2 separate regions of the Homo sapiens genome follow, and region 1 is linked to region 2. Evidence: chromatin loops called from intact Hi-C (ENCODE). Cell type or tissue: chondrocyte. All regions are shown on one strand. Links, peaks and the distances in the headings refer to the core of each region. The heading gives the core; the rest is flanking DNA.

Region 1 (15,522 bases), core at 3,659-11,658, 330 kb before region 2:
CTAGAACCTAGCCTTCAGAGGGTGCCTGCGTGCACACCCTGCTTGGGAAGGCAGGAGCACAGCATGATGCCATTTGAGCTGGCACTACAGACTCATGGCAAGCTTTTGACCATGGACTACAAAGGCAGGGTCATTATCAGGCACATATGGTCCCCTGAACAGAGCAGGCTGATTTGGGGAGGCTGTGAACCAATAAGTGATCTGCAGAGTCCCAGCTCTCACAGATACATGGTGGAGATACATGGTGGATAAAGAGTTTCCTTTTTAAACAAGTTCGGGAGTACGGCAGAGAACATTGCCCACATACAGCCAATTCACAATGCCCTTGTACATGCAAGGATCTGAGAACCCCACCATTAAACAGACGCACACCCCACAGATAGACTCAATTCCCCAGCCCTGACTCCGTCCACTTCGTATTGTAGGACACCCATCAACATTGTGATAATTATAATAACTAAGGCAACTATGATTTTATTAAGTGCTTATAACATGTCAGACACGATGCTAAGTGCTTTTTAAATAATATTTTCTTTTGTTTCTTTCAACAATCCTGTGTGGGGTGTAATGTTATTCATGTTTTTTTCATGATCAATGTTGTTTTTCATTTTATTTTTAATTTTTTTGTTTCCATAGGTTTTTGGGGAACAGGTGGTATTTGGTTACCTGAGCAAGTTCTTTAGTGGTAATTTGTGAGATTTTGGTGCATCCATCACCTGAGCAGTGTACACTGAACTCAATTTGTAGTCTTTTATCCCTCATACACTACCCACCCTTTCCCCCGAATCCCCAAAATCCATTGTACAATCCTTATGTCTTTGCATCTTCATTGCTTAGTTCCCACAGATGAGAACACACAATGTTTGGTTTTCCATTCCCCAGTTACTTCACTTGGAATAATAGTCTCCAATCCCATCCAGGTGGCTGTGAATGCCATCAATTCATTCCTTTTTAGGGCTGAGTAGTATTCCATCATATAGGCTCAAAAATTAAGTGATTTCCAAAGGCACACAGCTAGAAGATGGCAGAGTTGAGTTTCTCCCCCAGGGACTTGTGCTTAAGCCCTTTGCTTACAGTGGGTCTAAGTCTAATGAAATGCTGGTGTTCCTGGAACAAAAGGAGGGGAAACTGACTGAGACTAATAATATGAGAAAGAGATTTCTCCTTCCAAAACCCACCTCCAGTATCACTTCATCCACGAATACTTCTCTAGACATCACAAACACATACATTATTTCTTTCACCGAGGTACTTCTCTTGTTCCTCATCACACTGCATTGTACATCTATTTTTAGATGTTTATTTTCTCTATTTAATTGCAAGCTTCTTTAAATATCATGTTTGTCTTTGCAGGAACCCAACAAATCTGGTTATTCTATATTATTACTTACTTACAAGAATTGCTGGGCAGGAAACAAGTACCATCCCCAAGCAAAACAACAACGAAAACATCAACCAAACACAAAACGAACCGAGAAAGTGAGGAGCCACGTGATGCTAAAATCATAAAAGCCTTTGTCCTTAAAAAACAAGAAACTTATTACAAAGCTCTCATTGCCTGAACAGAGGATGTCTATATTTGTCTCTGTTTTCACAGCCTAGTATAGAACTTGGCACCAAGTAATCAATATAAACACTTGCTGAACAAATGAGTGAATAAATGAAAAAAATGAGTCATGTAAGAGCAAGGTTTCATGAAACTGATTATAGGCAGCTAAATCCTCTGCACAAGAAAACACAAACACAACCTTACCTGAATTGCTGACATACTACCGACTGTCACAAGGTTGACTATAAACATTAATTTTTATGAAAATATTTCCAATAACTTTTCTCTCTCCAGTCTTGAGATTAATCATATTTTCAGAACTTTGAATCGAAATGTATCTCCTGTCCTGTAATCTCAGGCGGTGGGGAGTGCGTGTGACATTAGGGCTGACCGGGCAGATGAGGCTCAATTTGGCACAAAGGAAAAATCAGAAATATCAGTCCTGACACTCATGGGTCCACAGGAAAAGCAAAGATTAAACAGAAGAGCAAAATCCCTGAGCTGGGTCCAATTCACACACATACCAGATGCACTGAAGGCTCCATTTTAAATTAACCTCGAATATAAAGATGTTCAGTTTGAAAAGAAAAAATAGGAGGAAGAATATTTCAGTACGAAATAAAATGGACTGGGCATCGTGTGGCACATGCCTGTAATGCCAGCACTTTGCGAGGCCAAGATAGGAGGATCACTTGAGTCCAGGAGTTCAAGACCAGCCTGGGTAATATAGTGGGACCTCGTCTCTACAAAAAAGTAAAAAATTAGCTGCACATGGTGGTGCATACCAGTGGTCCCAGCTATTTAGGAGGCTGAGGTGGGAGAATCTCTTGAGCCCAGGAAGTTGAGGCTGCAGTGAGTTGTGATAGTGCCTGTACTCCAGCCTGGATGACAGCGGAAGAGCCTGTCTCAAAAAAGCAAAAACAAAAACAAAAGAAAAAAAGAGTGGTATGGTTTGGCTGTGTCCCCACCCAAATCTTGAATTGTAGCTCCCACAATTGCCACAGGTTGTGGATGGGACCTGGTGGGAGGTAACTAAATCATGGGGGCAGGTATTTTCCATGCTGTTCTCATGATAGGGAATAAGTCTCATGAGATCTGATGGTTTTATAAAGGGGAGTTTCCCTGTACATGCTTTCTCTTGCCTGCTGCCATGTAAGATGTAACTTTGCTCCTCCTTCGCCTTCTGCCATGATTGTGAGGCCTCCCCAGCCATGTGGAACTGTGAGTCATTAAACTTCTTTCCTTTATAAATTGCCCAGTCTCAGGTATGTCTTTATTAGCAGCGTGAGAACAGAGTAATACAAAGACAAATGATTCTCCTTTGCTTCAGAAACATGTGACTCCTTGAAGAAGGTGTTTCTCCAAGTGTGGTCCCCAGACCAGCAGCATCACTGGGGGCGCTTATTAAAAATCCAGATTCTCAGACTCTACCCAGACCTATGGAATTGGTAACTCTGGGGGTGCGGCTCAGCCATATGGATTTTCACAAGCCCTCCAGGGGATGCCGACGCACACACAAGGCTGAGAACTACTGTTTTACATCATGAACTCTCTTTATCAATTTTTTTTTCTCTGTGAGACAGAGTCTTGCTCTGTCTCCCAGGCTGGAGTGCAGTGGCACCATCTCGGCTCACGGCAAGCTCCGCCTCCCGGGTTCACGCCATTCTCCTGCCTCAGCTTCCCAAGGAGCTGGGACTACAGGCGCCCTCCACCATGCCTGGCTAATTTTTTATATTTTTAGTAGAGACAGGGTTTCACTATGTTAGCCAGGATGGCCTCGATCTCCTGACCTCGTGATCTGCCTGCCTTGGCCTCCCAAACTGCTGGGATTACAGGCATAAGCCACCGCCCCTGGCCCTCTTTATCAAATTTAACACACAACTTGATTTTCACATTTTTTTCCGTTCGATTTAATAAAGTAAGATACAGCTGTATTTGGCATGCCTATAAAGCATACAAAATCCTGGTAATGAATCAGATACTACCCTTTACATAGATCCTCATGAGGAGCTCATCAGGTAGAAAATTGTCCCCCACAACACCACCCATTTTTCAGAGGAGCAAACAGAGTCTCAGAGGGACTGAGTCACTTGTTGCTGGTCCAACCCCAGGGACCACGTACTTCAAATTCATAGAACAAGCTGCACTCCACACTCAACATTTCCGCTTTTGAGGGGCAGAGCCTAAGCAGCTAAGAGAGAACATCCAGGCTTATGGGCCTCACAGGTGGGTTTGTGGGCATCATGCAACCTCCCTGCAGGAGCTATCTGGGAATGTGCACTTTCTCCACCGTCTGGCAAAGAATCAATCACAGGGCGCTGCTGTGGTTTATCCATATCTGCCTTCCCCAGTAGGCACCGTGCTGGGTCAGAGTTGGGATGTCGGCATTGAACTCTGCAACCCCAGTGATGAGCAGCTGGGCCCGGGGTCGGGGCGGGGGAACTATCTGCCTCTGCCCTGCTAGCGAAGACCGGTGATTCAGTCATCAAATGCTCTTTTTCTTCTATTAGAGTTCCTCGCAGAATAAAAACAGAAACAGCAGCCGTCACTTATTCGGCACTTTCTCTGCACAAATCTGTGGTCTGAGCTCCCTCTCCCTTGCATTAGCTCATTTTCTCTTCAAAACAAACCAGCAGAGTACGTCCCAGCGTTAACGTCCCTATTTACAAAACGAAGGTGCAGTGAGGATAAAGGATTTGTCCAAGATGACACATTAGGCAAGTTGCAGAACAGGGACTTGAAACCATCATTTGGCCACAGATCCTTGTCTTCACCATGATTATTCATCCCATGGTGTTATGAGGGGAGGTGATGTGGGAACTGCATCCTGTGTATTTAGAACCATAAATGACTCTGAAAGAACTGTTGGTAGAAGCGAAATTCCAAGGACTGGAAATCCAGGCTCAGAGTGACTAAAAGAGAGAATTAATTTGCTTTGATTCACCGAGTGATATTTCCAGAAATTTCAAAAAGTCACCATCTTCCTGCTCTGCATTAGAACAGGATCTGGGGCCCTGAAGGACATGACGAAGATGTGTGATCAGGTAAGGGAGCCGTTTCTCCTTTGCCCAGCGGACAGGGACTTCCATGAGCCCTGTTTATCAGTTGTTTTCCTCTTGGTACCATGAGATCTTTACCATGATCCTCTTCGTTTACTTTCATTGATCATCCTCTCATCTCAGGTCTCAAAGAAACATTGAGGGCCTCCTATCTCCAAGGGCTTGACATTATAAATGAGAAGACATATCATAGATCATTATAGATCATTGTGGCAACGAATTCCATCCGGGCTGATTTATTTTGTCCAGAGGAATGTAAGACATTTAAAACGTAGGTTAATATGGAAGCTGCAGCCTGCTGATCATACACACATTGCCCTTGATCTATTCTCGAGTCTAAAACTAGCCCAGGTCTCCCTTTTGTTGAGGATTGCCAGGCTGTGGAAATTCGGTATCTAGGAGCATATTGTTGCTTCACTTGACTTCTTTCTGTAATCTGTCTCCATACGAAGAATCCTGTATTCCTCACTGGCTGCTCTTTCGAAAGTCATCAGTAACCTCCAAATCATCAAGTCCTGTGACCTTTGCTCAGAAACTTCTTGGAGTCTTTGCTGTCTCAGAGGTGTGGAACCAGTCCACCCTATCCTCCCCAAATCTCTATTTTCTATTCCTTTCACTCCTCCCCACCACTGAAGTTCACCTTCCCCAGCTGGGCTGTCTTGCAGGCATGGAATGAATGCATCCTCTTACTCTCATCTCTACTGCTTTTCCCTGGAAAAATTGACCAATTCTATAAATCATCATGAAGAGGAGGAGGAGCTATAATGATACTAGTTAGTATCTGCTGAAGCTTACAGGGCCAGTCACTCTTCTCATGTTAAACCAAAGATACTCAATGCTGCTCTATGAAGAGGCCCCTATCATAGTGCTGCTTTTACACAACAGTGACATGAAGCTCAGAGACACTGAGCACCTTGTTCTGGGGCACACAGCCATTGAGCATCTTGTTCTAGGGAAGAGATCTGACCCAGTGTCATGCACAGAACTGCTGAACCCTCTTCCTTTGATCTTGTTTCTCCCTCCAAGCTGAAGTTGGTATCTTGGATCTCTGCATTTATATGTCTAGCTACCATGATGGTGTCTGCATGCCTGCCCTGGTTTTATTCCCTTTTATCTGCAAATGAGCCCCTCCTTACTGATTTCTTTACATATCAGTGATACCACATTTCCTGCTCCACTCCAGATAGCTAGACTCAGATCATGAGATTAAAAAAAAAATCTTTAGCTCACTCAGCTCCACTATCACCTACACAAAGCTATCATTTAAAAGTTATATCTCTATAATAAAATAAAAGATGGGGACCATATTTACCCCTATCTCAGCTAAACACTGTGCTTTTCCTCTCATTCCCTTGGAAGTACCTGCTCCAGGCAAGTTCCTATTGGGAGTCAAAGGGGCTTCTGAAAACTCCCAGAGCAATCTTTTTCCCTGTAACAGAGGAGACTGGGGACCAGAGAGGTGGGGCAACTTCTGCAGACCACAGAGTGAATCACATCAAGGGCTACTTGATGTGGGAGCTTCTTGAGAGAGAGAACTGGTCTATCTCATTTTAACTATGGTGCCTGGCAAACAGTCGATATTTAATATAAATCATTATAAATTATAAAAAATAAATCAATATTTAATATATATAATATAAAATATAATTTAATATAATTTAAAAAAATGATTATCTCTAACTTCACATTCCAGCCTCCATTACCCTTTTGTCACCTTGATACTCTCACACTTGGTTTATTTCAGGATCCTCTTGACCTGTTTTCACACGCTTCTTCCTGTACACAGGTGTGAAACTCATCTTGCTAAAGATCTGGTATCATCTGCCCCGCCCAGCTCAAACAGCACCAATGGTGTTTATCTGCTCTTTGGGTGAGGGCAACATCCCTTGTCTAACTGGCGGGCTTTCCACAGTCCTGATCCACAGTAACTCATCTGCTTCATCCATCAAACTTTTTTTTCTTTGTTTTTTTGGGATGGAGTCTAGCTCTTGTAGCCCAGGCTGGAGTGCAGTGGCGTGATCTCAGCTCGCTGCAACATCTGCCTCCCAGGTTCAAGCAAATCTCCTGCCTTGGCCTCCTGAGTAGCTGGGATTAGAAGCACCCACCACCACGCCCGGCTAATTTTTGTATTTTTAGTAGAGATGGGGTTTCACCATGTTGACTAGGCTGGTCTCGAACTCCTGACCTCAGGTGATCCATCTGCCTCGCCCTCCCAAAGAGCTGGGATTACAGGCGTGAGCCACCGCATCCAGCACAAACCAAAAAAAAAAAAAAAAAAAAAAAAAAAAAAGGTTACTATAAGGTGTTTTTTGTTTTTTTTTTTTTTTTTTTTTAAGACGGGTGACCAGTGGTGGTGGTAAGTCTATTTAAATCATTTCCTTACTTCTTAACCCCTTCAATGCAGGTACATGACCATTAGGTGGCAGTAATGCATCACTCTAAGGAAATAAATCAATGGTTCAGCTTAACACTTGAGATAGAGGTAAACATGGTCCCCAGCTTTTATTTTATTATAAAGACATAACTTTTAAAAGCCCCCCAAAAGGATAAGCTTAAAGACTTTGGATTTGTTACATGTACTCCTTAATAAAGCCATCATGGAATTCATTCCAGTTGCCCAGGAGTTCCTTTCCCAGTCATTTCTCCATGTTGTAGCAGACTAGATAATTGGAGTCTACTGAACTTGTTTAAATTAATTACAGGGAAGACTTTCCTATCTGGAGCTCGTTCCTTTGATTACCACCAGAAAGAGAGGAGATGGAGAAATGAGCAGAAAATTGCCCCAGAGTTTAATGGTACCAAATCCCTGTGTGGTTTTTCTTCCATTGTTCAGCAGAATGGACTTCTGTACCCTGCTAATTTTCATTTTCTGTCCTTTCTTCTCTGCGGCTGGGAATAATTTACATTATTTTATAAAACTGGAGGCACAAAACTCTAACACTGAGTGGTGGAAACCGATCTCATTAAGCAACTTCCTTTTTTAAAAAGGCTCAGCTGACCATCTATGCCTAAGGGCTTACTTCTAAATCTAGTGAAGGTACTTTCTAATTTTTTCTTTTTTCTTTCTTTCTTTTTTTTTTTTTTTTGAGACAGTCTCACTCTGTCGCCCAGGCTGGAGTGCAGTGGCATGATCTCGGCTCACCGCAACCTCTGCCTGCTGGGTTCAAGCGATTCTCTTGCCTCAGCCTCCTAAATAGCTGGGATTACAGGCACATGCCACCATGCCTAGAAAATTTCTGTATTTTTTGTAGAGATGGGGTTTCACCACGTTGGCCATGCTGGTCTTGAACTCCTGACCTCCTGTAATCTGCCCCCCCACCTCAGCCTCCCAAAGTGCTGGGATTACAGACCTGAGCCACAGCACCTGACCTTCCTCATGTTTTTCTATACCCAATAAAAAAGTTTGATGGGGGAGGGATGGGGATAATGCTTTAGAAATCTTTTAGTTGCCTTTTTGAGTCAAGAGGCACAAAGATCTCTGAACTGTCTGTTGTTCGGCGTGGTTTGTAGGAATCATCTTCCTCCTACTTCAGTATCTCCCCAAGTACCTACTTGAGGAAGACTGGGAACTCCGAGTTATATTTCCAAGCTAAACACTTCTCCCCCTACCTTAGGACAAGTTTTAGATGCTTATCAGATCTTCTAACTGAATTCTGGAAATCTCAGCTATTCCAGTTTTACTTAGCCACGTGATGAAAACATCTATTCAGAATTCTAAAAGCAAAAAAGGTGGAGAAAGAAAAAACATGATGGTCTTTATCGCTAACAAAATGTGCAGAGAGAAATTAAAGCCAAGTGTGAAAGTTCCTTGCTATCTTCTGGTTGCGCCTTTGTGGAATACTAACGCAGCTGTGGGAGGCTATCGGTCCAGAATCTTGGCTTCCTCCACCCTGCAGCCAGGTGATAAAGCTCCTCCTTAATGACCCAGAAGCCTGAGGAAATTGAGGCCAAGTGTGAACACAGCAGGATCTGATTTTCTAGGCCAGAAATTCATTTTAGGGAAAACTTAGGAAGCTTTTCTGAAATAACTTTTCTTCTTTTGTAGAAGAATGATTCGGGTAGGTGAAAATGATGCAAACCTTTTATAATTTATAAAACCTTTTATAAATTATAAAAGCTTTTATAAATTATAAAAGCTTTTATAAATTATAAACTCTCGCAGCCTCAGTTTCCTCAGCTGCAAAATGGGAAAACTATTACTCAAATGTCAGTGTTGTATGAGGATTAAATGAGAGAGTAGTAGCTGGCATGGAAGGAGGTCACACCTGTGAGTTTATTCAGACTCCACTGCCATGAAAAATATCAAAAATTAAGAATATAAATAATCCCTGAAAGGCAAAGTCTTAATTAACTAGCATGGCCTCATTTGAAAAAAATCCCAGCCCTGTGGTTTCTGAATATGGATAAACAATGCCATCCTTTCTTAAGAGCTTTAATTTCCTACCTGCAACGTGGGAACAGAGGCATTTTGGTCCATTTTTGGAGTCTTCCGTGAACTCCCCCTTCATCAGAGGAAAGCGCTGATTTGCTGATTTGCTGATTTGGGGAATTTTATACCTTCAGGCAAAACCAACCATGAGAATATTTTCATTTCGAACAGAATATTATGAATGAAATAAATTAACTCGGCAGTCAGAGATTTAAGCTGGTTTCAGCACACTGCCCCACAAAGATCTGCCATGCTACCCAAAACATTATACTCCAGCTCGCCAGTTACTATTATTAAAAACAGCATCACCGGAGGGACATGAGCAATGATGGCCCTGAAAATTCCTTGGGCACTATGACTGGCTCTTCACAAGAGAGGACATGGTTCTGGTGCTCAGTGACTGGGTTGTAAAGCCTGGTTCTGCCACTCATCAGGTGGGTGCCCTTGAGCACATTACTCAACCTCTGGGTCAAGATTTTAAAAAATCTTTCCAGGTGATTCTAATGTATAGCAAAATTTAAGAAGTATTGTCCTTGAGCAAGTTCCTTACCGAGTTTAAACTTCAGTTTCAATATCTTTAAAATGGGAAAATCACAGCATGTACTTCATGTGATGGTGCTGAAGATTAAATAAGATAATGAACACTCAGGGCTTAAGTGCTTAACATATCTGTTACCTAGCAAGGGTTCAATCAATGTAAGCCTCTACCATCATCGTCATCATCATCATCATTACTATGGTCATCATTATCATCATCATCATTGTCATCACTGTTGCCATCATCACCATCACCATCATCATCTTTGTCACATCAGCAGCCACATCTTCATTGTTGCTATTGGTATCTTCACCATCATCAACCTCACTATTGTCATCTTTGCCATGATGATCATCACAGTCATCATCAGCCCATCATCATCACCATGATCATCGCCATCACCTTCACCACCGTCTTTGCCATCATCATCATAATCAACACCATCACCTGACTCTATAGGAGGTACCATTGATTTTTTTTTTTTTTTAGAAACGGTTTCCTCTGTTGCCCAGGCTGGAGTGCAGTGGTGCAGTCTTGGCTCACTGCAGTCTCAACCTCCTGGGCTCAAATGATCCTCCCACCTCAGCCTCCTGAGTAGCTGGGACTACAGGCACATGCCACCAAGCCTGGCTTGCTCTCGCTCTCTCTTTCTCTCCATATATATATATATATATATATATATATTTTTTTTTTTTTTTTTTTTTTTTTTTTTTTCGTAGGGACTTCGCACTCTGTTGCCCAGGCTGGCCTCAAATTCCCAGGCTCAAGTGGTCCTCCTGCCTCAGCCTGCCTAAGTGCTGGGATTACAGGTGTGAACCACCAGCCCAGTCTGACACTGATTCCTTTAGGAAGACTAGAGTGCTTTATACTCAACATGATAATCTTGAATTCCTGATTCTGCTTTTAGTACTTCAGAAAAAGTGAGGGGCTAGTAACCCGTAAAAATTCTCTAGACATTTTGATTAAATTCTATTTAGGTCAAAAATGTATAAATCAAACCTTTTCGTAACATTCAACACGCACTGAGAATGTGCTCCTAATGATGGTCCTGTCTGTGGGTGCAGTGCTCCAAGCTCACTCCTTAGATTCTTTCACTCATACCTGAACACCTGTTGCGGAAGGGCCTCCCAGCCTCTTTCTCAGAGGCGTGGCCTCCCCAGGGGTGAAGCAGCAAAAACGCAGCTAGAACTCCATCCACCATTCTAAGCATCACTGTGGGAGTAAGTCACCCACCCTATCACATTCTCAGCTTCAAATAAATTCCTTTCTGCGTTTGGCATGGAAGGTGATAAGTATTTTCTGAGCGATTTTTCAGTTGCAAACTTCAGTCTGCTGAGATGAAATATGCAGATTGAGGTCTGAACAGCTGTAGCACTGCAGAGTGGCTGGTATTTTGGTGGGCTTTATTTTAAAGTCTTTGAGAGTTCAATCTCACTAAATAATTCAGCTGTTTAGGAAAAGCCATATGATCTTAAAATAAGTCCCTGAAGGTCAAGCATATAGGGTGAAATTTTATTTTTCAGTAAATAATAGCATTTGACAAAATAACAGAAATGTCCCTTATAGTATCTCTTCCTTTACATCTTTGAATGAAATTACCAAGTGCACATCACTGGATGTTCATTTATAAACATTTTACATCTTCTCCATGCCTTTCTGGCAGAGTATTAAGGTAACATTCTGATATCACTGTTCCCAATGAAGTTAGAGATTCTAAAGAACAATTTCAAAATGCAGCCCTAACTTGGGATGTCACTGATCACTTGGAAAGTCGTTTGTTACATCTAGTCCAGAAAAATATAAGCTTCTTGTCATAGAAAGGCTGAAGTATTGACTATAAATCTATAAAGAAAAAGAAAAAAAAAACTTGCAATGTGAAAGTTTTCCAGGTCAAAGCTGGATCTCTCTCATCCATCACTGAGTTCTCCAAGGTGACATGCAATTCAGGAGAAAAGCATCAGCATCCAGAAAGATACTGGCCAAGGATGTCTTTGTGCTCTTTAATGATGGGTCTTTGGCTGAATCACCAGACTGGTAGCTTTGGAATAGCTGCTCATGGAGGTGGGAGGCAGGATGTGGAGGTCCTTGGATAAATCTCATCTAGATTCACATAGAATCCTGCACTCGTCAAGGCTGATGGGATCCTGAAGTTCATCTACCTCAAATACCTTCTTGTCTCATTTTACGGATGAGGTAACTGAGGCCCAGGGAAAATAAACGATAGGTGCCCATTAAGGCACTCAGTGAATAATAAACCCAGAGCTAAGACGCAGGTGGCATTGGAGGAGCATGGTGATAACCATGCTTTGCGTCAGAGTTGGCCTGTGTGTTCCTCCGGTCCGACTGCAAGTACAGGCATGGCTATTTTGCTTGTGGACAAAAAAGACTCTGTCATCTCGCTCCCAGCTCTTATGGTGTGACCTGGGCCAAATCATTCAAACCCTCTCAATCCCAGCCTCCTTATAGATAAAGCCCTCTTAATAATCCCTACCTCATAGGGATGTTGTATCAATGAACTTCTATATTTAAAAATATCCTGAACAAAGCCTCGTATACACATTCATGAATTCATGCCCTCTGATGCCCTGAAACATTTCCTTTTGGAGTAGAGTATAGGGTCCAGAGCTGAATCATCATCACATTTACTCATAGGGCTCCACCAGGTACTCTCTCTCTTCCCAGACACCGTTTCTATCCGGGTTCAGGGAAATGAAGTCATTTCACTGTCACAGAGCTAACTGACATCTTGGTGGCAGCTGTGAGTCATAAACCGTATCAGGAAAAGCAGGAGCTGGGCTTCTCACAGCTTGCAAAAGCTGCCCAACTCTAAGGAATGGCATGCAAAAAAATGTTGTAAAGAAACTTTCCTCATTTATCATAAAAACTGTTAATGTTCCTTTTTAAACATTAAGAAAATATCACTGACCAAAAATTGGGAAAATTAAAACCATCCCTAATTCTACCAATCGGGGAAAGTCACTGTTAATATTTGGTAGGAACATAAGTTTTACATACATTTAACATAGATATAGATTAAGCTGATGTTCTAGAGCTTGTATTTTGCCAATTGTAAATGTATTGTGTTTTTCCCAAGTAATTGAATTGTCATCTTTCAAATGGATATACAGTATTCCATCACTCTTATTATTTCATTACCAGAGTGGTACTCAAAGTATTGAACAACAGGTAGAGATTGAGTGCCAACAAATGACAGGCGAGAGGAGTCTCTGGAAGATCCATCCACAGTCGACCAGATGACTACTGACCCTGGCTGTGCCATAATTTAATTATTTTCTTATTCAAAACATTTCATTTTTATTTTTAAATTTTTCTGCTGTTGTAAACATCTCTCTGATGAAAGAACAGATAATAAAATCTTGACAAGCATCCTTAAATATATTAGAAAGTTGGTTTCCTAGAACTGCAGTGGTTGTGTTCAGGGATGAACACAGATTTGGGACATTGTTGGAGGGGAAGCTCTCCAGAATGTCTACCCTCCAGGTAGGTCACAGTCATGGGTTCATCTTTTCTTCGCTTGGCAAACACTCCAAGTGGACAATTAAGAAAGGCCAGGTGGTAGTTCTAGAAGGGCACCAGGATTAATCTCCCTCCCCCGCTTTTTTTTTTTTTTTTTTGAGATGAAGTCTCAATCTGCTGCCCAGGCTGGAGTGCGGTGGCTCAGTCTCAACTCACTGTAGCCTCCACCTCCCAGGTTCAAGCAATTCTCCTGCCGCAGCCTCCTGAGTAGCTGGGACGACGGGTGTGCGCCACTATGCTCAGTTAATTTTTGTATTTTTAGTAGAGATACGGTTTCACCATGTTGGCCAGGCTGGTCTCGAACTCCTGACCTCAACTCAAGAGATCTGCCTGCCTTGGCCTCCTGAAGCTCTGGGACTACAGGCATAAGCCACCGTGCCTGGCCCTTGCTGTCCATCTTCTGTGACCTGCCACGTTTGCAGAGACCCCTCCTCCCCACGACTGATTCAGTTCCCATTCCACAGTGTTGGGGGCACAAGGCTGAAGGAGTCTTCTGGGCTCTGGCCCCCACTTGGAGCTCTCCACTCTGCACTAACTAAATATTTGGGTGTGGACAAGCCACTTCATCTGTCCTGGTCAGTGCTGATTTTCCTACATGTAAAGGAGGCAACTGGGCCAGATGAATAACCAAACTCCTTTCCGTGTCCTAAGCCTGTCTACAACTCTGTGACCCACATCTAATGCTGCCACATTTAAATGATAAAAGCTTTACTTCACTTTTTGAACCTCCTTTCCCTTTTTCTCCATCCCCAACAAGCCATTCTCCATCCTTACTGGGACCAAGCAAACTTTTTAAAATGACAAACTTTTCAGATGTCATTTAAAATGAAAGCCAGCCTCCCTACCCTGGCCTGCACAGACACCGTGGGTCCACCCTCTACCACATCAGCCCTACTCTCTCCTTTGAGCCTATCTTTTCTTCTTTACATTTGACACCCAAGTTACTAAGTTTTGTTGACCTACATAGAATTTTTTACATAGAATTTGGACTTTGTTAGAGAAAGGACACCAAGGATTGACAGTACTCTACTCACTAAATATATGAATAAATATGATGGGGAAAAGAAAAGTAGCCACTGACCTCCAGGAGCTGGCCTGGGACATTAATTAGATGTTGGTGTTCTCCTGTCAAACATGATTTCAGAGAATACCAACATCAGATAAGGCCACTCTATGACCACAGTCAATCAGACCATAAAGAAGGCCATTCCGTAATTATGCATGAACACAGACAGACCTGAACATTGCCGAAGCCATCGCCTTTCCTGGCTAAAACAATAGCTGCTTCTTTGCCAATTACGGCTGTAGCCTCACCCTAGGCTGTCCTACCTAAAGATGAGATTTAGCACTGGTCATAGAACTACCCATGCTTCCGAATAGCAACCAATTCAGAGAAATGGTTCAGTTTTGTGACCCTTCCGCCAAAGCAGCTAATAATGCAAGCCCAAATTATATGTCTTTTCTAACACACTTTTACTAAGACATCCCATAGTTCCCTATAGTATATTCTCTCCCATTGCAATGAGCAATCAACCCAACTTCTTAATTACGGATGTGTTCCTGGTGCTCTTTGGCTGAAGGGCAACAGCAGTGGGAAAATAACAATAAATAGTATTAATAGCTTCTTTTTCACGAGTAATTGCTATGTAAATTGCTTGGGTTAATTGCTATGTGCCAGACACCGTTCTTTCCAATAAAACATTAGAATATAGGTATTACTATTATTACTCTGATTTTAAAGTTGAAGAAATGGAGGTTCAGACTGGAGAAGTAACTTTCCAAGATCACATAGCTATTGGAAGAAGCTGCAGTTTAAACCCACATTTTCCTGACTTCAAATCTTGCATATTTTCTCATTATTATAGTGTTTCTTTTTTTTCTCCCTTTCCTTTAAAAACTATGCCAGGTGCTCTAAGCTAGTGATGAGGATATGCATGATAAATGTGCTGCCTCTAATAATTCCTCCATTTGAAATGATTAACATTCCCAATAGTTATTGTAGGTTTTCAGCCCTCTGTGAATATCTGCAGTTTAGATTGTTCTGTTCTTTCAATGTCACTGCTGCATAGACTTTCTGGCACAGTCTCAAACGTACAAAATATGTTCAACATCAGAAGAAATATTGTCAGACAACCATTCTGTCATTTGGGGGATTATAATTGTGAAATGGAGAAAATATTTAAAAACAGGGATTTGTGGGAAAGAACGTACTATATACAGGCTCTAGTATAAAAGAGCTGAATAGCTCTTGGTATTTTGTATTATTGCTTTTTAAATAATGTCTCCTATCCATTGTCCTTAAAACATGACTAATGAATGACTGAATTTAGCAGCTGTACTAGAAATAAAGACTCCAGGGAGTTGGTCAATGAATAAACATACCTCGACTTAGAATGTTATGAAGAGACAA
Region 2 (15,522 bases), core at 2,791-10,790:
ATGACGCTCTATTCAATAAATGGTGTTGGCCTAAACACCCATATGGAAAATTGGATAATCATATACCTAAGAGTGAAATTGGACCCACAGCTTTCACCATATACAAAAATTAACTCAAGATGGATTAAAGACCTAAACATAAGACCTGCAACTATAAAAATTCTAGAAGAAACCCTAGGAAAAACTCTTCCAGATATTGGCCTCGGCAAAGGATTTATGGCCTAGTCCTCAAAAGCAAACATGACCAAAAAAAAAAAAAAATGGACAATTCAAATTTAATTAAACTTAAAAGCTTCTGCACAGCAAAATAAGCAATCAACAGACTAAGCAGATAACCTAGAGAATGGGAAAAATATTTGTAAAGTATGTATTCAACAAAGGACTATTATCCAGAATTTACAAGGAACTCAAACAACAAAAATGACCCAATTAAAAGTGGGTAGGCCGGGTGCGGTGGCTCACACCTATAATCCCAGCACTTTGGGAGGCCAGGGCAGGCCGATCTCCTGAGGTCAGGAGTTCGAGACCAGCCTGGCCAACATGGTGAAACCAGGTCTCAACTAAAAACACAAAAATTAGCCAGGCATGGTGGCAGGTACCTGTAATCCCAGCTACTAGGGAGGCTGAGGCAGGAGAATTGCTTGAACCCAGGAGGCGGACAGTGCAGTGAGCCAAGATTACACCACTGAACTCCATCCTGGGTGACAGAACGAGACTCCAGCTCAGAACAAACAAACAAACAAAAGAAAGTGGGGCAAACAACATGAACAGACATTCTTCAAAAGGACACGTACGACGGGCCAACAGACATATGAAAAATGCTCAATATCACTAATCATCAGAGAAATGCAAATTGAAACGACAATGCGATATCATCTTATACCAGTCAGAATGGCTATGATTAAAAAGTCTTAAACAACAAATATTGGTGAGGCTGAAGAGAAAAAAGAATGCTTATATACTGTTGGTGGGAGTGTAAATTAGTGCAAACTCTATGAAAAACAGTATGATGATTTCTCAAAGAACTGAAAACAGAACTACCATTCAACCTAGCAATCCCACTACCAGGTATATACACAAAGGAAAAGGAATCGTTATATCAAAACAATACCTGCACTTGTGTGTTTATCATAGCACTATTCACAATAGCAAAGACATGGAATGAACCTAAGTGTCCATCAACAGAAGACAGGATAAAAAAAAATGTGGGGCCAGATGCAGTGGCTCACGCCTGTAATCCCAGCCCTTTGGGAGGCTGAGGAGGGTGGATAACCTGAGGTTGGGAGTTTGAGACCAGCCTGACCAACATGGAGAAACCTCGTCTCTACTAAAAATACAAAATTAGCCGGGCATGGTGGTGCATGCCTGTAATCCCAGCTATTCATGAGGCTGAGGCAGGAGAATCACTTGAACCCAAGAGTCAGAGGTTGCAGTGAGCCGAGATCGCGCCATTGCACTCCAGCCTGGGCAACAAGAGTGAAAATCAGTCTCAAAAAAGAAAAAAAGAAAATGTGGGATATATATATATATATTTGTATCTATACATATATGTAAATATATCTATACGTATATATAAACATATCTATAAAGATGTGTACACACACAAAAACATATATACACACACACATACTCATACACACACACGCACATGCCATAAAATACTACTCAAGCCTAAAAAAAGAATAAAATCATGTCTTTTGCAGCCACATGGATGAAGCCGGAAGACATGATCCAAAGGAAATAACTCAAACAGAAAAATGCCGCATATTTTCACTTTTTGGTGGGAGCTCAACAATGGGTACTTGTGAACATACAGAGTGGAATAAGAGACAGTGGGGACTTCGGAAAGTGGGAGGGTGGGAGGAGGGTGAGAGCTGAAAAATCACCTGTTGGGTACAACGTTCACTCTTTGGGTGATGGGTTCACTAAAAGGCCACACTTCCCACTACACAGTGTGTGCATGTAAGAAGCCTGCACTTGTACCCCTTGAATATCTTTTTAGATACTCTTCCGATACTAGGTAATTTTTATCTAGGGTAATAGATAGGCATTTTCAAAATGGTTATACTTTGTTAAGAGTCTTCAAAAAAAATTTTAAAAATAAAAAATAAAAAGCAACTCTCTTCATGAGCCACTGCAAGGTCCTTACACTCACAAATGAATAGGGATAAAGGGACAATCACAAAGTCCCAAACTATGTCAGGCATTATGGAGACTTGTATTCAGTGTATTGTCAAGGGAAACGTGTTGTTATTATATGATCAGTGGGGCAACTGTTGGAATGCACTCTCCAAGTAGCATGTCACAAGTTCAGTTATTGGAGTGACACTGTCAGGGTGTTTGCTCTATGCGTAACTCATATTTTTAATTAAATGTGTTCAAAATGAAAACTTTGTATCATTTTAAATAAAACATTAGTATCACTTCACATAAAAGAAGGAAAACATAAAAATAAACATGCTGGAGACCTAATGACACCATTAAATTTGAGCTAGAAACTGTTGCCTATGGAAAGCTCTTCATCTTACAGGTAAAAAGGGGCCAGAGCGGTGTTAAAGGCGTGTTAGCACCAAGCTGAGACTTCCTCTTTGATCTGATCAGAGGACTGAAAGATAATTGAAAAAGAATATCATTTCCAATATGCAAACTGATCTTATTTAATGCCACATACTAATTAAAACTGTCTTCTGCATCATCAGAAGCAAGCATCTCAATCCTAACAACAGCTTCCTATCAAAATCATGTGATAAATGATAGTTTCATTCCATCTTTGGCCCCAAGGCCCCATAAAAGTGTGTGTGTGTGTGTGTGTGTGTGTGTGTGTGACAGTTTTAAAGGAAAATTTATGTAATAAAGTTCAAACAGGAAACAAGATAAGCTAAGGCTCTGAAAGCATCTATAAATAGCCATTCTCTTGATTTGGGTGGGAGTATAAATTCATAGCACCCTTGTGAAAAGTAATCAGGCAATATTCATTTATCGAGAGCTTTATGAATGCACATATCCCTTCACTCAGTAATTTTACTGCTAGGAACCCATCCAAACGTTACATTCAAAAGAAGAATAAAACTGTATGAAGGAAGACGTTTAGTGAGACATGATTTATAAGGGGCAAAAATGGAAAACATCCTAAATGTTCCATAGCAGGGACAAAGTTACATTTGGGTTTGTTAGTAGGCAATACTCCTAGGCTATGACCAATAAGGCAACTGTGAAGACCATGTTCCGACCACTATCATCATCACTCCAATGCCCTCACCATCACTACTCTAAACTACTATAATAATGATACAGCAAGCGTATGCTGGCCAATGTGCTGGGCACTTGGCATGAGCCCCCTCAAATATTTCCAACAGACCTCCAAAGTAAATCTTATCCCTCCTTAATCAATGAAGAAAGTTCAGAGAGGTTGCATGCAAACTGCTCCAATTTACCTAGCTAGCAGAGAGAATATTTAAGACAAGCTATGTAGGAAAATATAGAATATCATATTCAATGCATTCTATTTTGTATACACTATAGTGATCACAGAAGAATATTAAAATCTCAATGAAAGAGACTAAGTAAGAGACACTTTAGTCTCTAGGAAGTGAAAAGGACTCAATATGCAGGCAAAGAAAACTAGATTCTGTATAAGACAGAAGAAAAAGCAAGAATAATATAACAAAACGAACAAAAAAGCCAACCACCCAAAACGAACCCAACACTAAACAAAGAAACAGCATTGGCTGGGCGCAGCGGATCACGCCTGTAATCCCAGCACTTTGGGAGGCCGAGGCGGGAGGATCACGAGGTCAGGAGTTCGAGACCAGGCTGACCAACAAGGTGAAACCCCGTCTCTACCAAAAATACAAAAATTAGCTAGGTGTGGTGGCACCTGCCTGTAATCCCAGCTACTCGGGAGGATGAGGCAGGAGAATCACTTGAACCTGGGAGATGGAAGTTGCAGTGAGCTGAGATCGCGCCACTGTACTCCAGCCTGGGTGACACGGTGAGACTCCATCTCAGAAAAAAAAAAAAAAAAGAAAGAAAATTAGAGCGCGTTGTATTTACACAAAACTGATATTTAACATCTATGAAGATTCTGTTGGTTTGTTAAGGGTGGCAAAAATAGGAAATACGTAAAATATATTTGTAATATCTGAATATCATTCATTATTAAAAAAATATCTTGAGCCTCAGATGAGAGCTGGTCTAGAGAAACACTTTAAAAAGACGTAAACTTTGTGCAGATGTAAAGGACTGGTGAATGGGCTTCATCCTAGAGCAAACATAGGCCTCAGTTCATGATGACAATGTATGTCTAAATGTGTCCAAAGTAATGACAAAGCACACCGTGTCATCAATAATGAACCTTGCATAGAGTGTCATGAATTGCTTTCTTGTGTTTTCATACCCACAAATGGGTGATATTTCTGTCCTCACGGGTGTCCAGAGTGGTCAGCTCCCTGAATCCCATCCCCATCCTACCTCTGGTGTCCTCCCAGCTCACCAGCTCATCAACTCCACAGCTGCCCATCCATTTCCTTGATTATTACGGCGCATCCCAGAAGTATGGCAAGTGGCACAATTGTGTTAATCCGTGGATCTAAAGTGCCCAAGAAAAGAAGCAGGAAGCTCTGATTCGGGAAAAACAGTACCTGGAAGGGACAGGGTTCGGGGGCTGCTGGAGGTATTGATTGTAGAGAAGTCACCATGTGCATGTCGACTCTCTGGGCCCGTCACGGTGGGCATCTTAAGGAACGACTGAAGTCAGGACATCCTGCTTCTTCTGATGCTTAAGTTTTTGTCTGACATTAGGAGAAACTTCAGTGAATATTTATCCATGGCTCTGCGTTTCTGGGCCTGTGGCTCTGCTTCTATCTTTGCCTGTGATTTATGTGTATATCTATAAGTATGTGTTTGTGGCCAAGTGTCTACTTCTATATTTGTGGCTGTACCCACCTTTGATCGAGTCTGTGCTAATGAGTTTGTGTGTTCTGCCATATGTTTCTGTATGACTGGGACCGTGTAAGAACCATCATACATGATTTGACTGACATCCATATACCCTGCTTCGGGACAACTCTCTGTGTTTGTGCGTGTGGTGTACTTGCATCTGTCATTTCATGCATGAAGCCTGTGAGGGTGCCAATCCGTGGCCAGAAACTCAGAGAAGGACAACACAAAAATGGTGGTGACAAAAATAATGTAATCAATTCAAGAGACAGTTACAAAAGGCAGAAGAGCAGTGTATGGGAAAGAACTGAAGATCAGCGTAAAGGAGGGAGGTAATAAGATCTCTTGACTTCTGGTGTTGCCATTACCAAGTGGGCAAAGGCTTTTAAAAAGGCATTTTGGGGTACCAGTGCTAGAGTAGACCTGTTGACGTTGAGGAGCCTGCTGGACGTGAAGCAGAGATTTCTAGGGGACATGAGGAATTGCATTCAGGAGGGAGACAAATGTCACAATCACTCATATACAAGAGTAGCTGCAAGACATGGAGACAATGGCACAACCCAGATTATGGGAAGAGGGAAAAGGGAAAAGGGAGGAACGTAACCATCTGATGAGTTTCAGCAAAGGCCACAGAAAGTTTAGTCAGCGTAGCAGAAAAACCAGAAGCACAGAGAGGAGAATTCCAAAAAGGAACAGTGCACAGCCACGTTACACAAGGCAGAGGTCTCCTCCAAAATCACGGAGGCTGCTAGGCTTGACCATGAACAGATGACGGCTGAATTTAGAAAGAGCAGCTTTTGGTGTGTGCTAGGCGATTACATGGACAGTGAGGACTCTGGCATAGAAGAAAAGGAGAGCTATGGAAAGAAGTTCTTCAGTTAAATGGGAGACAAGGAATGGGGCTGACCTTGAGGAAGAAGGGGTCAGAGGAAAGAAAGCACAGTGGTGAAGAAAGAAACACAGAATGAATGAAGATGCAAGAGAGCAGAGGAGATGCCCACAGGAGGTGTGAGAGGAATCAGCAGTTACATCAGCCTCAGAGAAGAGGCCCAATACTGCTCCCCTCGAGACAGGACACAGAGGGGTTGAAGGAAATTTTCTCATCTGTAAAGGAGGATAATGTGCCCGTCCTCTAGGTTATGAGAATGAAATGAGAAGCTGCATGTGAAAGTGGTCTGCACTCTCTAAAGAACTGCAGAAACGGTAGAAAAATGAAGGATGAGTCTTATTAACACCAGGACGGAGGAAGTGAGAAAATGAGGGTGAGCCACTCAGTCTGTATCAGGAGTGAGTAATTCGGCTGTGGATGGCCTAAGGCCAGATCTGAAACACAGACACATGTAGACACGCAGCCCCTTCCAGCTTTCCAGATTTACTAGACGCGTGCAGATGTCAAATGTTCTCTGTGACATCAAATGCACACACTTATGCACATGCGGGTTTACACACACACCAGAATCCATCTGATAGACACACATACACACACACTCACGAGCAGATGTACATGCAACAGACATGCATCAGCTGCCTAGACCCACGGACATATGCCACACGTCTTCGCACTTCCAGTGTGCTGAACACAATCCCCTCAGTCACAGGAACAGACGTAGGCACGCAGAGGTGTGCAGAGGAGAGTGAGGTTCTGGGGCCGCCACCAACACCAGACCATGTGTGACTTGTGGGATTCCCCCCACAGCAGTCTCCGGACAGTGATCCGCAGCATCTTTAGCCTAGGTCATCCGAGGCCTGCTGCAGCCTCATCCAGCCTTGCTTCCATCACAGGGGCAGTGTTGTGTCTTCAGGGAGCCTCACGCATGCTGGATTCTATTAGAGGAGGACTGTCATCCCTACACAAAGATCTCCGGTTTCATGCAGCTAAGCAAGGTCTTCATCTTCCTGTCTTAGGGCATTTGAGGTTAAAACCTCATTTGCTTTCCTCCCTGTTTCCCAATCTCAGGGGAAGCAAGTATCACGCTGTCTGGAAGCACCACAACACTCGCCCCAAAGAACACATATCAGAAATAAAGGGGAGACCCCTGAAACAGTGAGGGGCAGGGGAGGGGTTGAGGGTGGGAAGGGAGGGTGGAGGCCCAGGGAAACAGGAAGGCAGGAAGAGAAAAAGAACGTGAGAAGGAGCGAGAGAATAGATTCATATTAACTAAGTCATTCATTCATTCTTTCATTCATTTCTTCAAAACGTATCAACCAAGCCCTTTCTCTCTGCCAGGTATAATTCTAGGCATCTCGGATGGTGCAGTGCCTAAAAGAAGCAAGTGCCCTCATGAAGCTTCAATTGTAGAGAGAGGGGGCAAACCACAGAAAGGGAAAGAGAACACATATGGCTCAAGAGAAAAAAGATCAGCAGGGAGGAGGGCTGGAAGTGCTCAGGGGGAGAGGGTGCTGATGTTTTAGACAGGGAGGCAAGAAGCGGTCCACCGAGGAGATGGCAGTGGAAGATGGAGGAAGAATGGGCCAAGGGGGCAGGAGGAGGAGGCACTGCCAGCAGCAGAAGCCTACCGGGCATGGCGGAGCTTCAGTGTGGCAGCTGCTGGCGTGGGCAAGGTGAGCGCTGTGAGGTGAAGGAGACAGTCTGGACCTGGTGAAGGGAAGTCAGACCCTGGAGAGGCACGTAGGCCATGGAGAGGGCCCTGGCTTTTACTCCGCATGAGGAGTGAGCCCTGGAAGGGTTTTGAGCTGAGGAGTCCAGTTGCAATAAAACAGATCATAGCTGCTTTGTGGAGAATAGACTCAAAGGGATAAAAGTAAATAAATTAGTTGGATTTCCTCCTTCTCCCAGGTCTGTCGTAAGATAACAAGCTACATTCACTGTAGCTCAGCGCTCATCGTCCTACGATGATTTGCCCGTCCTCTAGGTTATCAGAACGAAATGAGAAGCTGCATGTGAAAGTGGTCTGCACTCCCTGAAGAACCTACATTGTCCTGCAGTGAACACTCAGGCTCCTCCCACAATGCAAATCTGAGCATTTGATTTGTGGAAAGGGAGAGTTGGAGTCAATTTCTCTGGCTGGAGCCCCTCTCGCCTGCAGTATTTTAAAAGTATTATTGAGGTATAATTTACGTACCATGAAATTCACCCGTTTTAAGTGTGTAACACAGTGATTGTTAGGAAATTTACAGAGTTGTGCAATCCTCACCACATATAATTTTAGAACATCTCCATCACCCTTAAATGAAACCTCATGCCCATTAGCAGTCATTCCCACTTTACCACAGCCACTGGCTGTATATGTTTGTCTTTTCTGGACATTTCATGAACAGAAACCATGCGATATGTCCCCACAATATTTCCATGAACTTCACCCTCTTTCATTGCTGATGTGAAGACTAAACAGAAGGGGCTGCAGCGCCATCCACTGACTGGTCAGGAGTGTGTCAAGGTCAGCCCCCTGGCTTCCAGGTGGGACCATGCTCAGGGGACATCCCTGCCCGTATCCCTGCTGCCCAGGAAGGCTGAGGCCTCCAGCTACCTGCAGTCAGCAACTCCTCCATCAGCCTCCTTCCCCGCCCCATCCCCCTGACCTCCCTCCCCGTGAGGTATGGATGCTGATAACACCTCCCCGGTTGCGTGGTCTATTTCCCGGGAGCCAACCTCTGACACCTGCCAAAGCATGGTGCTCAATGTCAAGACCAAATGGGGAAGGTGTCCCAAAAGCGAAGAAGTGCTCACTTTTGTTATGTCTGCCAGACTGGCATTCTACAGCTGGGACCGCACTCCAAGTTTTGTCTGTCCCTGCCCCTTTCCGTCACACCCAGCCAAGGGCATAAAAGCCTTCCCTAACAGCCAACTGAAGGAAGTGGTGAGATTTGAGAGGAATGATCCTACTTCCTGCACACCTGAACACAAGGCCAGACGCAGCTTGACCCGGGCTGGCCACCTGTTGGAGGATCTCCTAAATACGCTGACATTCAAACAGACAAACAGTGTCCAGATAATTTGTCCTCATTCCCTCTTTCTGCCCTCCTGGACCCTGGCTTTGCATAATAGAAAAAGTGATAGGGAGAAATAGTGAAAACCTCATAAACAAACCACAAACCTCTATCATCTTTGTTCCCTCTCCTACTTTCATAACTTCTGGGCAAACTTGTTTGCTAAGAGGAGATATTTTTAGCAAGGCAAAGCATTGCAGAAGCTGAAATACGTCTTCCAGGCAGGCAGGGAATTAAGGGAGAACAGTGAAAGGTGAGACTCATGCAGTCAGCCCAGCCCAATTATGGACAGTCTTGTAAGTCAAGGTAAGAAGACTGGATTTGCTTCCAAGGCAATAGCGAGCCTTTGCAGGCTTCACGCAAAGATGTGATGCTTCGGGTTTGAGTTCAAGGACCTGAGGGTTATTCCTTTGGAGAGTTTGAAGCTTATATTCTAGACTCAAGATGACATAACCTGGTTCCTTCTAACCTTTATAACCCTAAGATTTGCCTGGGATCCTAGTCCTGGATTCACCAAGTCTGCCATAGAAAATACTGCCATTTATTGAGTATTTATTACATGCCAGGCACAGTGCTAAACACATTGTATGATTATCTCACTTAATCCATTCAACGACTTGCTGGCAGAACCACCATGGCTGTTTTCCTGAAGTTAAAAGATGTAAAAGACTCATCCCAAGTCATTCAGCTCTTTGGCCTCTGTAACTCCAGAACCATCTGCTCTAAAAACACTTTGCTATAAACCTCCCCAGGGTTGCTGCTGGAGACTACCTTTTCAAGGAGGTCTGTGCTTGGCTGGAGAGGTCCTTTGATCCATTTATTCAGGTATAACTAGATAATCACAGCTTTAACATTTTCCCAGAGAGAACAAATCTCCAGCCCCTGGCTAAAAGGAGCTACCTATACTGCAGGGGGACAGCTTAATTGTCTGCAAATTTTTGCAAATGAATGGAACTGCAGAAGCCAATCTCCAATTTATTCCGTTCTTGCAGCTGATCTCATTGTGCTACAAAGTTGCTAGGAGGACAGTTCTGTGCTACTCAATTCACATTTTGTATGCAATCAAACACATGGTTCAGCCAGCTTTGAAGTACCTGGGGCTACATTTAAAGTTTGCTTCATTGCCTCCTGGGGCTGAAGTTTGCCTACTTAAGGAAGAAAAACCCAACAAATATCCAACTTTCTGCAGCAAATTTAAAAGGTTGGAGAGGCAAGATACAAGCTCCCTAAATTTCCATGTATCTATTTTCCCAATATTCTAGAGGCCACATATCAGCAAAACTAAGTCACCCACTGCAGATTTACTGTATAGAATTATGCTGATAATAAAATGTGGTGATATAGAAATTATCTGTTGTTAGTTCTTCATATCATCTCATGGCAGGGGGTGTGAGGGAAGTCATTTTAAAGGGTCAGAGAAGATGATGGTTGGTGGATTCATAGGATGGCATCAAGCCAATAAGCTGTTGTAAATTACACCACTCAGTGCTTATCAAGCACCCCCATACGGGAGAAATGGGTGCAAGTCATTGTTAGAAATGGGTGCAAGTCACTGTTGCCTTGAGTCTTCATGCATGCATCCTTTTCAGTAGGGACCGCCAGCAACATCAGAAACAACATCTCCAGTAATGAAAGTCACACATCAGAGGCGTTGGGGACGGCCAATCTCAAAATTAAAATAAAAAATGCATCGAAGGTCCAATAACTAATCATCTGAATCACCATCTAAGAATCATTACATTACATTCCTAACGTAATGAATATCTCAGTCATTTCTATTAGTAGATATGCTTCGGGTAGAAAATAAACTGCTTTGCCCAAATAAGGGAGTGGAGAACAGAAGTAACAGTTTTCATCAGGGGAGTCTGAAATTGGAGAGTTAACTCCAGATGTTCTCTCTTCAGCAGCCAGCGAGATCTTTTACAAACATTCTTCTCCCCGTCATTAAGCCTACAGGGTATATAGGCTTCCCCTTGCCAAAGGATGAAGCCTCTGGGTTTCCTAAGGCCAGGAAGATCCAGCAGGCTTGGATCCCGATGACCACTCTGACCTCAAGTGCTATCACTGTCCTCCTGGCTCTGCTTCTCAGCTGCACGCACCCTCCAATTGCAGGTGCTTGTCTGAGGGCTTCTCACCTTGTGACTTCCCTTCCCGTCCCTCCCCTCTTGTGCCTGGTTAACCCCCCACCCATCCTTCTACTCTCCACTCAAGCACCACTTCTAGGCTTCCTCGGTCTCTTTTGCTATGAGGATTGGCTGCACTTTGCCTTTTTCCCCTAGAGCCCTGTCTCAGCTTCTGATCACACGTTCATTCAGTGCCACTGTGTCGTCAGTGCCAGTCTTTCATGCAAGGCTCCCAGCTCCGTAAGGGCAGACTCTACATTTTCCTGGTCTGCTGCTACGCCCCCTGGTGCCTAGCACAAGACAGGCATAGAGCAGGTGTCTAAAAAGCACTTAAAATATTACTAAATAAAGCAATTATGAAATAAATATAGAGTTATTGTAAGAATTTGAGTAATCCAGGTAACGGAGTTAGCACAGTAGCTGGTGCAGAGTATTTGCTCCACGATTGTGTCTAATAAGTAAATGAGTAAGATGTTGGTGATTTCGCTTTGATTTTGTCTTTAATAGAGAAATCTTCTCTCTAATAAGAGTAAAGCTGCCACTCTCAGTTGGATTCTTTTATCCTGGGGTGCTCAATGCTTTGTGAAGTAACCAAATCTATAGAAAATTTTTAGAAAATTCTCCCTTTTGTTAAACCAGAATCTACCGCAGGTGTCTTGGTTTTGTTTTCTGGAGTTGCATGGAAGTCCTCCCTTTTTCCTTCGATAGCATCAGCTGCCTGAGGTCAATCTGGTGTTGGCTCACGCTCCCTGCTTTTGCGTTCCTTGTAACTTCTGCCATCCAAACACCACCAGTTCCTAGAATCATGTGTACCAGACATGAGTTCCACATGTTTTCCTCCTTTATAAGTGCTGTAATTTATAAGCCGGTCTTAAAGTTCCTCCTCAAATATCCTGAAATTATCCTAATAGCCAAATATACTGACTATAAAGTTGAGAAATATTTTTAAAAAATAAACTGCACGGTGCTCACGAAGGTCTGGTAAATAGATACCTCGATGCTAAAGAAAAAGGTACAGATATTTTACTGAAAAACAATGTAACTATGTTTGATAGCCTTTAAAGTGTTCATGCTTTTTGACTAAGTAATTTAACTACTAGGAACACAGTGCAGAGAAATAATCAAAATACACACACATAATACACTCAGGTATTTACTATAATATTATGGGGAAACTAACAAAAAGGAAGTAACCACATTACCCATCAAGAGAAAGAGATAAAGGGTTAATTACACCTCCTTTTTGGCTATTTCTTCTAACTCCTAACCCACAAACACCTAAAAACACATTAAGCCCTCCAAATAGAAAAATACCACCTGTGTATACACATACCGCACAGAAACACAAATTTCTAATCACCAAGAACTTCCTCTCTCTTTTTCTCTCTGTCTTTCTGTGTCTCTGTCTCTGTCTCCCTCTCAAAGCCTGTTTGCTTGCTTTAGGATAGATGGAGCCTGGATCTCTGAATGTCTTCACACAGTGCAGTTCCCTGCCAACGGGATTGGTTTCTTGTTAACTGCTGGTTTGCTAGAGTAATTAGCCTGCCCTAACTGATACATAGACCAAATACACAATGGTTGCATGTGTGAATAAATGAAAGAAAAATTAATTAATGCAGACACAAAGGTATAGAAATCAAGAAGGAAACCCAGCGGGAGATAAAATGAATAAGTAAAGCAAAGCAGAGAGTTCTAAAATTACTGTTTCCAAAAATGGAACAAAGCCCTAGAACTCTGGAAACTTTTTTCTCCAAAGTTTTACTAAAATTATGTGGGTATAAGAAAATTTGTGCACATATTGATATTTAAGGAATAAGAGTTTTTCACTTCCTTGATATAGTGGCTTAGATCTAAATATGTATTTAACATGCATGAGATCCAGGAAAACAAGACTGAATGCTTCATCAGGGAGAAGTTCATATAGTTTATTTTTATTTCTCTTTCTCTTTAGGTTTTTGATATTCCATAAAATGATGAAACTATGAAATAGAGAGGAGTTGGTTTTATGAATTCTTGTTGAAGCCAAGTTATGACGATCTATTGATATGATCCAGGTTTTTATGATGGCTACAGCAAGTGCTTCACTGCTTCTCATCTCAACTCCATTCTCCAATCCAATGCCTGAGTGCTCTGACCAAACATAAATGTAATTATGACACTCCCTTATGTTAAGCCCTTCATATGCTCTAGTGGAGACTCTGATTGTCCTAGCATACCATGATCTGCTCTCCTGAAGAGTCAGCAACTCTCTCCCATGTGATGTATGCTGCAACCTCATGATCGACTTGCAAATCCTCAGACACATCATGCTTTCACTCAGGATCCTTCTTTGCTTCCTCCATTTGGCAAACAAATCAATATTATTTATGCTTTAGTCTAAATGTCACCTCTCCCAGGAAGTCTTCCCTGACTCTCTACTTTAAGTGTAATCACTTATTTTCTCTCTAGATTCTCACTGCACATGGGACATTCTTCTATCATGGCACTATCCAATGATATTATATCAATAGAAATTAGGGATTTTTTTTACTCTACTCCTCCCAAGACCATAAGCACATTGAAGGCAAATTTTATTCCTTGCCATTTCTATTTTTTTCTTTTTTTTTTGAGACGGAGTCCCGCTCTGTCGCCCAGGCTGGAGTGCAGTGGCGTCATCTCGGCTCACTGCAAGCTCCGCCTCCCGGGTTCACGCCATTCTCCTGCCTCAGCCTCCCGAGTAGCTGGGACTACAGGCACCCGACACCACGCCCGGCTAATTTTTTTTTTTTTTTTTTTTGCAACAACCTAATACATACATTTAGGGATTAATTTATCCAGCCAACAGATATTTATTGACCATTTTCCACGGACCAGGCATTGTGGTGGTTGCTGAGTAACAAGAAAACAGGAAAAGTCCAAGTCTAACCCAAGGTCCCAGGGTTTTGGGGGTATGCTCCAGGGTCCCAAGGTTTTGGGGTATGCACTGTGAAGAAGTAGCCCCTTGTAACTGTCACACCTTGGTTTTTTTTGTTTCAAAAATTTCAGAAAGAAGCCCGACCCTGGCAAAACAAAAGCTGGTTGGATCCAGAGATGTCTGAGTTGGAAATGTACTTCGGTTATCTATCTGTATTACCATACTACTAACCAGGCCCAGGGAGGAGCTTATTCACCACTGCCTATACATGAGTGAGTAATGTATAGACAGTAAGTATGTACAAGTATGTAGCAGCATGATCGGTGACTGAGCATGTGCTGCCTTCACTACACCTCTACATACAGTGACTCAGCTCGCCAGCCCAGTAAAAGCCCTGTTTTCATTTGTGTTCTGGGAGGCACCCCTTCGGGAACTTTCCCCAGTGCTCTTCCGCATTGCAAGGCATAAAATCCCTTGTTAAATCCTCCTTGGTTGTGGTCACTGGATTGTCACCTACCAAGTGACCAAAACCAGCTGTTGTGTGGTTAACACAAGCTACCCTGTAGCTTTTCATTTTGAAAGACAGACATGCCAATTAAACATCGTAAGTGACTCTTGAGTATTTTAAAGAAGCAGCAGTTGATGGAGTGATCAGAACGTGAGATCTGCAAGTTTCTGTACAGTTGGGCCATCCTGAAAACACATTTACTTAAACAGACTTTGTTTTCTGCTACTAGTGAGACTTAATCCAGCTCTATATTTGAAAAGTTGAACCTAAAAATGAAACAGCAACAGAAAATAACCCCACATATTCTACCATTTGCTCTAAAATGTCAACTTCCCCACGTTTGAACCGCTAGTTAAAAAATAAAACAAAAACATACGCTTTGGATGAAAATTTGCCAAACCACACTTCCAAGATGCAATTGCCTCTGAAATATTTCACGAATCTAGCAGGAGCAATAACAACACAAATCAAGACTTGCTAGTTTTACTGGAGGTGAAAAATGTTTTAAACATGTTTAGATTCTTTAGTCGGAAGCCCGTTCAACCACATGTGATGGTGATGAGAATATAATGGATACAGTTTCCCTCTATCTGCTCTGGCACTGATAAAATATTCATGTTCAATAGCTACTTGTGACCAGCTGGAGGCATCTTGCAGCGCTCTACAGGTGGGGCTTGTTTTTCTAATACACATATGTACTCCTGCCTCCACAGCTGTGTTAATTTGCGCATGTATTCCAGATGTGAGCACACGTGATCCAGGTATCATGCTTTCCTCATCTGCCTGAGCTCATAAATGTCTGGCTGGCCCCTGTTAGAAAACCCGCACTTGGAAAAAGAATTATTTTCAATTCAGTGGGTATTTATTAGGGGTTTGACACATACCTTCCCTGTGGCACTGTCACCATAAATGATACATGACTATCCACAGGCACCTAAAACTCAACATATCCTAAACTTAACTGAAAATCCGGCCCTTCCCACTTACTCCTTCCAAAGCCATGGGGTTTCCTGCATCCCTTTTCTCAGCAGTTGAGGGGTTAGACACTCACATCGTATGAAAGGCTTCTTTGGTTCCCACCATACTGCACTCACGAGCGGTTGCCAAGTCCT

The links. Peaks named below come from ENCODE experiments on the same cell type or tissue, not always from the same donor. Only the 100,000 strongest peaks of a DNase experiment are listed, where the experiment ranks them.
Region 1: it touches region 2 in a loop (4-fold over the local background); 14 of 110 quality-filtered maps call a loop at or near these places.

Annotation. Positions count from the first base shown.
Region 1 is chr16:83,438,473-83,453,994 of GRCh38, reverse strand. All of the region lies in intron 6 of CDH13 (cadherin 13), which reads right to left. Among named protein-coding and RNA genes, the nearest start is that of CDH13-AS1, 47 kb to the right of the region's middle. In chondrocyte, for the core only: CTCF peaks have their summits at 6,838 and 7,041 (motif pointing right); no DNase peak of the experiment used is centred there.
Region 2 is chr16:83,109,266-83,124,787 of GRCh38, reverse strand. All of the region lies in intron 3 of CDH13 (cadherin 13), which reads right to left. Among named protein-coding and RNA genes, the nearest start is that of CDH13-AS1, 280 kb to the left of the region's middle. RefSeq lists an enhancer at 9,538-10,140. In chondrocyte, for the core only: no CTCF peak of the experiment used is centred there; a DNase peak (open chromatin) is centred at 7,482.